Regions from separate parts of the Mus musculus genome. Here regions 1 and 2 are each linked to region 3. Evidence: chromatin loops called from intact Hi-C (ENCODE). Cell type or tissue: heart. All regions are shown on one strand. Region 1 overlaps Map3k5 (mitogen-activated protein kinase kinase kinase 5). Region 2 overlaps Map3k5 (mitogen-activated protein kinase kinase kinase 5). Region 3 holds the start of Map3k5 (mitogen-activated protein kinase kinase kinase 5).

Region 1 (2,500 bases), 120 kb before region 3:
ATGTGTATGCATATATACACATACATATTTGTCTATGTCTATTCTGTGTATCCACGCATACACACACACACATACACATGGATGTGTGTACACAATGTGTAAGTATATATATATGTGTGTGTATATAAGTATATTATGTATATATAGAGAGACACACACACAGAGACATATATCTTTTGCATATATATGTATGTCTATGCCTATGCCTGTGTGTTTATGTGCACACACACAAACACATACATCTGCTAGAAACCAGTCACACTGATTGAAGACCAACCTGCAAGTCACCATTTTCTAGAGTCAAGCACAGGAAGTGATTGCTACACAGGTGTATATGTGACCACAGGGCAACTTTGAGCCCCCCTGGCTTAGAGTGGTTAAGACAGAATTGCAAAACAAGTGAGCCGATAGCTTGGTCATAGCAATGCTGATAATTCTTAAGACAAAGTAACAAAAGTACAGCATCCAAGGAGGACATCAATCTCACGAGCTGCCTTGACCTAACCAAAGCATGATCTCTTTACTGCTTTCGAAGTGTGCCTCAGGACACTCAATGAGGAGCAACTCCAATCCTGGCCCCAAGACGTATCCCATTTCTCTGGGTTGGAGGATCCTTGTAGATAAGTCAACAAAACTAGGCATGGTGGATGTGCCTGTAATCCCAGCACTTAGGCTGAAGCAGGAGTTCAAGACCAGCCTGGGCTACTTAACCAGACCCTGTCTCAAAATACATAGCAATAATAAAGCACTAAAAAATAATAAGTAAGCCAAAAAAATCAATCTGTAGAAAAGAATTATGTGCAGCGAGTGACAGTTGTACATGCTAGGACCTAGGGTCTGAAAGTCCCCCACATCTTGACTGTCAAATCACACTGCCAAATTCGTCTTAAAAACAGGAAGCAACAGATAACTGAACTCAGATGCACACGAAAGTACTCACTGGGAACCTGACAACAGTAACATCTGTTTTTGTGGCCTCGACCAGGAAATCCATCCAGAAGTCCACGAGTTCCTGCTTAGCCGAGGGCTGCTCTGTGGTCAGTTTCACAAAGTGTTTATATATCAGAATGGTCTCCACGATAGACTTGAGGTACCTGAGAATTCAAGCACAGAAGACAGCACGGATTTAGGGTCACCTGCTCCCCTCAGCCCCGTGTTTATCCCACACGTGTGTTTTCATTCTCTAAGTACACTTGCACTTATCACTGGGCCTCCGTATTTACTAAACATACTTTACTTTATGCTGCAAAACGGGGACTTTCACAAAAATTCAACCAAGTAGGCTTTAGAAACATGAGCAAACTCAGGTTTAGAAAGCTTAAGTAACGTGGACCTGAGGCCCAACATCTCTCTAAAGCGTGTTTATTTGACATGTTAGGGGATCAAAGCCAGGCCTTGTGCATGCTAGGTAAATACCTCAACACTGAGCTACATCCCCAACAACTCTTACAAAGTGTGTGTGTGCCCACGTAAGACTACTCGGAACACACAAGTTTTAAATGCCTACATTCAATTGAAAGACAAGGTGAACACACTTATTTTTAAATATGCCTCTTCAAGGAGACTCTCTGAAATACATCTTCAGGAGAGATTATTTTCCTCTGAACCACTGAGCTTATTAAGTATTAAACAAATGTCCTCAAACCAAAGAAGACAGATGGTGTTCCAAAAGAAAAAGTTAAGAAAAATGAGGAAGAGGATAATTATGCAAGGCGGTGGCTATGTAAGCAGTTTGCTGGCCACAGACATGGAAGTTGGCATTATGTAACATGTGTTATTGTGCGTCTGCTTCGGGATGGTGTAGAACGGTGTCTGCCTTCTTGTTAACAGATGCCAGGGTACCTAAAGCCAGAGGTCTCTGTATGCACACTTCAGTCTCCACGTCTGCCATCATTAGTGTCGAAAGTTGTTAAGCACGCATGGCTGAATGTAGCTCATGTCATTTACTCAAAGCCAAGTGTGGACACACGTGAGACGAAAGCACAGCCCCGTCCTCAAGTTGCACATGGTGCCATGGAGTCACATATGAAAAGGTGTAATGACACATGAATAAAACCAGTGGGGATGATATCAAAACCAGTAAGGAAAGACATCATCGTCAGAGGCATGCCGAAGAACACCAGAAACAAGAAAGTAGGTGGTAGCCAGGCATGGTGGTGCATGCCTTTAATCCCAGCACTCAGGAGGCAGAGGCAGGAGGATTTCTGAGTTCGAGGCCAGCCTGGTCTACAAAGTGAGTTCCAGGACTGCCAGGGCTACACAGAGAAACCCTGTCTCGGTGGCAGTGGTAGAGTGGGGGGTTAGGGGGTGCTCAGCATGGAAGTCTGAAGTCAGCATCTGAGCTAAGAAGTGATGTGTGAGCATTTCCCTGGGCGGATGAACAACGAGGCTGCATGGGGCATCTGTAGGCAAGTGTTGAATGCGAGCATTTAAAACCACTCGCTGCTCACTGAGCAGCACGGACCCCAGAGCAAAGCAACGTCTGGGAAGGCTGAGAATG
Region 2 (2,500 bases), 140 kb before region 3:
ACTGTCACCCACGCCATCACCAACTAACACCCATGCCAGAGCCTGCCTGGGAGTCTTTAGAAGTCTCTCCTGCTTGATCTCTTCCTTCAATAACAGCGAAACTACCCTAATTATTTTCTTAATTATTTTTTTACCCTCTGTAAAAGTTATAACAGACATTGAAAAATCATCAAATGTTTGACCACAGCATGCAATTAATAGTATGATATGTAAAACAACCATGAAAAGAGCCCCTTCCCCACTGCTCTGAGGTTGTGGCCTCGTCCTGGCTAATGAAACAGAAGCTGAGCTTTGCAGCTTTGAGGTGGTCTAGAACTCTTCTCTTGGCAAAAGCAACCCAAAAACCTACAATCTCTATCCACAACTCCTATATCTTTCCTAGGGCCATCCAACCAGGAGTGTGGATAGGCCCTCTCAAGTTTGATGCAAACTATTCAAAAACCAGTGTTTAGTGCACCTTACTGGGATTTTAGCAGATTCTGTTGTGAGGTCCAGGGAGGGAGGGCAATGCAGAAAGGCCTAGTGGGGAGCTGAGGCGATGACTAGGTCACTAAAGCACTCACCTGCAAACACAGCCCCGAGTTTGATTCCTTAGAACCCATGTAAAAATGCCAGGGAGTGGCAGGCCCCATGCAATCCCTGAGTGGGCCAGAGGCAGGAAGTCAATCATTCTGCCCTACCTGGTGAATCCAAGGCCATTCAGAGACCCTGTCTCAAAAGAGTCAGCACTCATGAAGATGCCACCTGAAGCTGTCCTCAGCCTTCACACATACACACATATGCATGTACACCTGGACATATACATACATGCATGTGTGCACACGTACTTGCACACATATGTGAACCAGTAAACCGATGAAAATGTGTGTATACATTTAAATTAAGAAAAAGAAAGGCCACATATAAAGGAACCAAGTACTAGACAGCAGCAAATTAAAACAGCAGCCTTCGGCCTCTGCTCTCAATCTCACTCCTATTGTCTGTCAACCTGAGGTCAAAATGTCTCCATAACTGTGTGACCCAGACTTCGCTGCTGACCTATGTGTGACTCAAACGCACAGTGTACCCTTACCTCTGCAGTCTGCCGCTGAGCTGTTGCCCAAGACCACGGTTGGGCTGGGACTGGGCATGAGAGCAGAGCAGGCTGGGTGGCAGGTACACACAGCTCTAAAGTGGCACTGGGAGAAACCAAGGATGGGTTCCTCAATAGACCAGGCTGGTTTGGTAGGAAAAGAGCAGACTACTTCCTGAGTATCTGGTTTCCTGAAGGCTGCTTTGCCTGGACACATCTCACTACAGTGCTCTTAAGTTCAAAGCCTAAGCTACAGCCACTGCACTGGAGGAGGCCCAACCTTCACGGCTAGCAGGGACTCACCACAGGGAGGCACTGGTGAGCTGCAGAGTAAGTACCAGGATCCAGAGATGCAGAGCTGGAGAGGTTAATTAGCCCCAGCAGACCCCACACCATGGTTACCTGTTTGAACCAGCAAAGAAGCACTGTTTTCTAGGAACTGATCCACCCCAAATTCCACGCCCTGCCAAGGGCAGGAATAAGAAGTAGGAGTTAGCAGTGAAAGTGGTAGTAATAATTTAATAATTATACTGTCAGGCCTTATTGCTTACCTGAGCTAACAGTCATTCCTCCCTTGTCCCTTCTCCCTAGCTAACAGTAACAACAGGGCTTTTGGATTTGTTGTTGTTGTTGTTGTTCAGGATCTGCTGGGGCAGGGAATTTAGTCTAAACTGGCCATGAACAGTTCAAGTTCCTTACAGGTGGCTGGCTGTTGTTATGAAGGTTTGGGCTGGATTCTCCTTTCTGGGATGCTGTCTGTATGAGGCAATGCCTGGAGTAGCTGTTTATGACCATGAGAAGACAGCCAACAACTTACAGAGAACTGAGCTCAGAACTCGGGTACAAAATCCCCCTCAGAAAGAACCCGTCTCTGAACTTCTCAGGATAGGAAATACCGTTTCCCTCTTGGTTGAACTTGGGAGTTATGGCCAAACACACCATAAGCAGGAAAGACTGACCACCTGGAACTGGGTAAGAATCCTTCACACAGTTATCTTGACCACTCTACATGGCCACTGCCAAGAGCTGGGCTAAGAGAGGGCAGGCAGCCTGCACAATACACATGCAGACTTTCCTCAGGTACTGACTGGAAACATCAAACGCCCACAGGGAACAGGTACAGGGCTAGGATTCATTAACTATGCCTCATGCAGTCTTCAAGATTTGGACTGAATGGATGTCTACAGAGAACCAACTTACAACCCAGAGGGACACTGGTTTGCAAAAGCTTAAGTTTTTGTACATGGACTATTTTACTATGACCACTACAGGGGATGGGATACCACAGGTGCAGCCCACATATGTCAAGAGACAGTGGGAGAAGCAGAGGGATGGCTTAGGAGTTAGAGCACCCACAGAGAGGCCAGGCTCATTCCCTGCACCTACAGGATGTCTCACGGACATCTATAATTCCAGTTCCAATGGATC
Region 3 (2,500 bases):
AGATCACACACATTTGGTGTGTTTCACGGTGCTTTTACTCCAACATATAGTTATTTGACCGTTCAAAGTAGTAAGAGAATGGGAAATTGAAGCCACCAAAACTCGAAGGTGAAATGAGTTGGGGAAGGTCAGGCCGCGCTTTGAAAACTCAAACGAAACTCTGCACACAGCTGGCTGCTTAGCATAAGGGCATTTCTGTACTCCCAAGACTGCACAGAGAACAGAACATCACTTCAGTGGGCCACAGGTGTGTGTTTGCAAAAGCAAAACCTACCCACCTCCTAACTGAAGAGAAGTGATTGAAGCAATTATTCGCAATGGTGGGAGGAAGTGTTTTTCCGAGCCTTGTACTTGGACCCAGGGTCTTCGCTGCCGGATAATGAATAAATCAGCGGAGGATCTCCCGCACAAATACAGTCACTTGCACCAGCACACCCTCAACTAGGAGCGGCCGGCCTGAATAGTCCTGCAACCACTCTTGCCGCTCTCAAGGTGAGGCGTGATGTAAATAGGAAGCTTGCTTCCCGCCCACGAAAAACAAAACAAAACAAAAATCCCCCCCCCCCCCCAACCAAGACAGCCAGGAGAAACCGGCTGGGCAAAGCAACGAGCCGAGCTGCCACTCACCTGCGTTGTAAAAACGGTCCAGCACGGCGGTTTCCCCGAAGTCCAGCTTCCCGAAATGCAGGGTCTCCAGGGTGGCGCCCACCGCCTCGCACGCCTCCCGCAGGCTCTGCAGGGCCTCGCTCTCCGCCACCACCAGCTGCCCCTGGCTCGCCTCATTGATCACATAAGCCACGGTGGTACGCCGGCCGCCCCCGCTGCCAGAGTTGCCCCGGCCTCGGGTGGCGCTGCTCCCGGGGGCGGTGGTAGGGCAGCTGGTGCCGGGAGCCGCCGCGCTCTCCACGTTCCAGAAACTGCCCGGCGGTGGCGGCGGCGGCGGCACAAGCAAGGGCTGCAGGCTCGGCTCTCCCTCCGCCGCCGTCGCCGCTCCTCCTCCCCTCCGGCAGCTGCCGCCCTCCGGGATGGTGCAAAAGCCCACGGACGCAAAGGGCGGCACGGAGAAAGTGATGCCCTCGCCGGCTTCGGTGCCCATCTCTGCCTGCCGGGCTGCCACGGCGGCGACCCCGGAGTCCCCAGCCCAGACGCACCGTCTGGCTAGCCACAGCTCCGGGCTGCTCCGCGCGCGCCGGGCTAGGCAGCTGCCATCGCGCGCCGCGCCTTCACCGCCCCGCCGCCGCCTCCGCTCGGGCGCCCTGTCCCCCGGGGCCACGCCGCTGCCCGGCGGCGGCTCGCCCCTCCTCGGCGCCTCCGTGGCCACGCCGCTCGCCCGCTGCAGGGTGGAGAGTCCACGGGGTGGGGACGCCGGCCGCGGCGAGCGGGAAGGGACAGAGCTTCCTCCTCTTGGCGGGCGGACGAGTCGGCGGCCAACCTGCGCAGCCCGGCTCAAGGGCGCCGCGCTCGGGGAGCCGCGAGCTGTCGCCTGCCGAGCGCGGGCCGGGCGAGGGCGCCCTCTGGGTGCCGGCGCTACCTGGAGAACACCTTACGCGCGGTGGGCGGGCTACCCCGAGCCGCGTCCCGGAACCTCCGTGGCCGCTCCCGAAAGGATCCGCCTCTCTGCTCCGCAACAGCTCCCTTGCACCGACTCCGTCTCCTCCACCACCACCTCCTCCTTCCTTCCTTCCCTTCCTCTTTCACCGGTTCGCCGCGCCCTCCGAGTCCCAGCGACCGTCTCGCAGCCGCCCGTCCTCTCGGCTACCCGCCTGTGGCCGCCCACTCGTTGCAGCACAGAGAGCCAGGGCCCGCCCCTGAGGAGGGCGCTGCTGGGAAGCTGCAGCCTGGACCGAACCCACTGCTCCGGGACCTCAGAGAACTGGGAAAGAGGGCTGAAACCCTGTGCGCGCCTCGCTGCGGGACGGCGCAAAAGAAGAGTCTCTAACCCGCACTGTCCCGGTCAGCCCGCCAGGCGTTTGCAGCGCTGGGCGCAGCCACCGCGCCTCGCTCGTTCTGGTCCGCTCGTGGGCAGCGCGTGGCGCTGGATGCACCGTGGCAACACGCGTGCCGAGAGGCGGGAGGATCCAACAAGCGCCCTACAGCCCAGGCCTCAAATGGAAAGTGGTTTATAAGTGACAGGGGCGCTAAATTTAGAAGTGGTCGGCTAAATTTATCGTGGCAGCCGCTGGTACTTTTCATTGTAAAATTTCCAGTTGCTTACGCTGTTATCGTTAATGAGTAATTGATTGGCTCCATTGCCGAATGACTTAATACTCTCATATATCATCTTAAAGTCACCCCTTCCTCAAAATGCCAGATACCTAAGATAGAAAATGCATGGGAAAATTATCATTCAGAGTTGAAAGAGAGAAGTTAACTTATTTCATTTTTTAAAACTGAACCATACACAAATGAAAAGGCTTGATTGCTTTAGTGTGATCAAAAAGCTCCCGCTTATTTTGGGAAGCAAAACCAGATGTGTAAATTCCCAGAGAACTCTCCCAGA

The links. Peaks named below come from ENCODE experiments on the same cell type or tissue, not always from the same donor. Only the 100,000 strongest peaks of a DNase experiment are listed, where the experiment ranks them.
Region 1: a loop joins it to region 3, with 2.4 times the contacts of the local background. A loop is called at or near these places in 4 of 42 quality-filtered maps.
Region 2: it touches region 3 in a loop (7-fold over the local background); 30 of 42 quality-filtered maps call a loop at or near these places.

What each region holds. Positions count from the first base shown.
Region 1 is chr10:20,057,531-20,060,030 of GRCm38, reverse strand. Map3k5 (mitogen-activated protein kinase kinase kinase 5) reads right to left here. Exons shown (of 30, transcript NM_008580.4): 10 at 941-1,094. Among named protein-coding and RNA genes, the nearest start is that of Map7, 110 kb to the left of the region's middle. In heart, no CTCF peak of the experiment used is centred here; DNase peaks (open chromatin) are centred at 990 and 1,800.
Region 2 is chr10:20,072,307-20,074,806 of GRCm38, reverse strand. The region is part of intron 11 of Map3k5 (mitogen-activated protein kinase kinase kinase 5); the gene reads right to left. Among named protein-coding and RNA genes, the nearest start is that of Map7, 97 kb to the left of the region's middle. In heart, a CTCF peak has its summit at 1,384; a DNase peak (open chromatin) is centred at 1,366.
Region 3 is chr10:19,933,202-19,935,701 of GRCm38, reverse strand. It overlaps Map3k5 (mitogen-activated protein kinase kinase kinase 5), which reads right to left and starts at 1,176. Exons shown (of 30, transcript NM_008580.4): 1 at 628-1,176. The coding sequence starts at 1,096. In heart, CTCF peaks have their summits at 812 and 1,500; a DNase peak (open chromatin) is centred at 1,631; H3K4me3 peaks cover 2,500 bases; H3K27ac peaks cover 2,415 bases.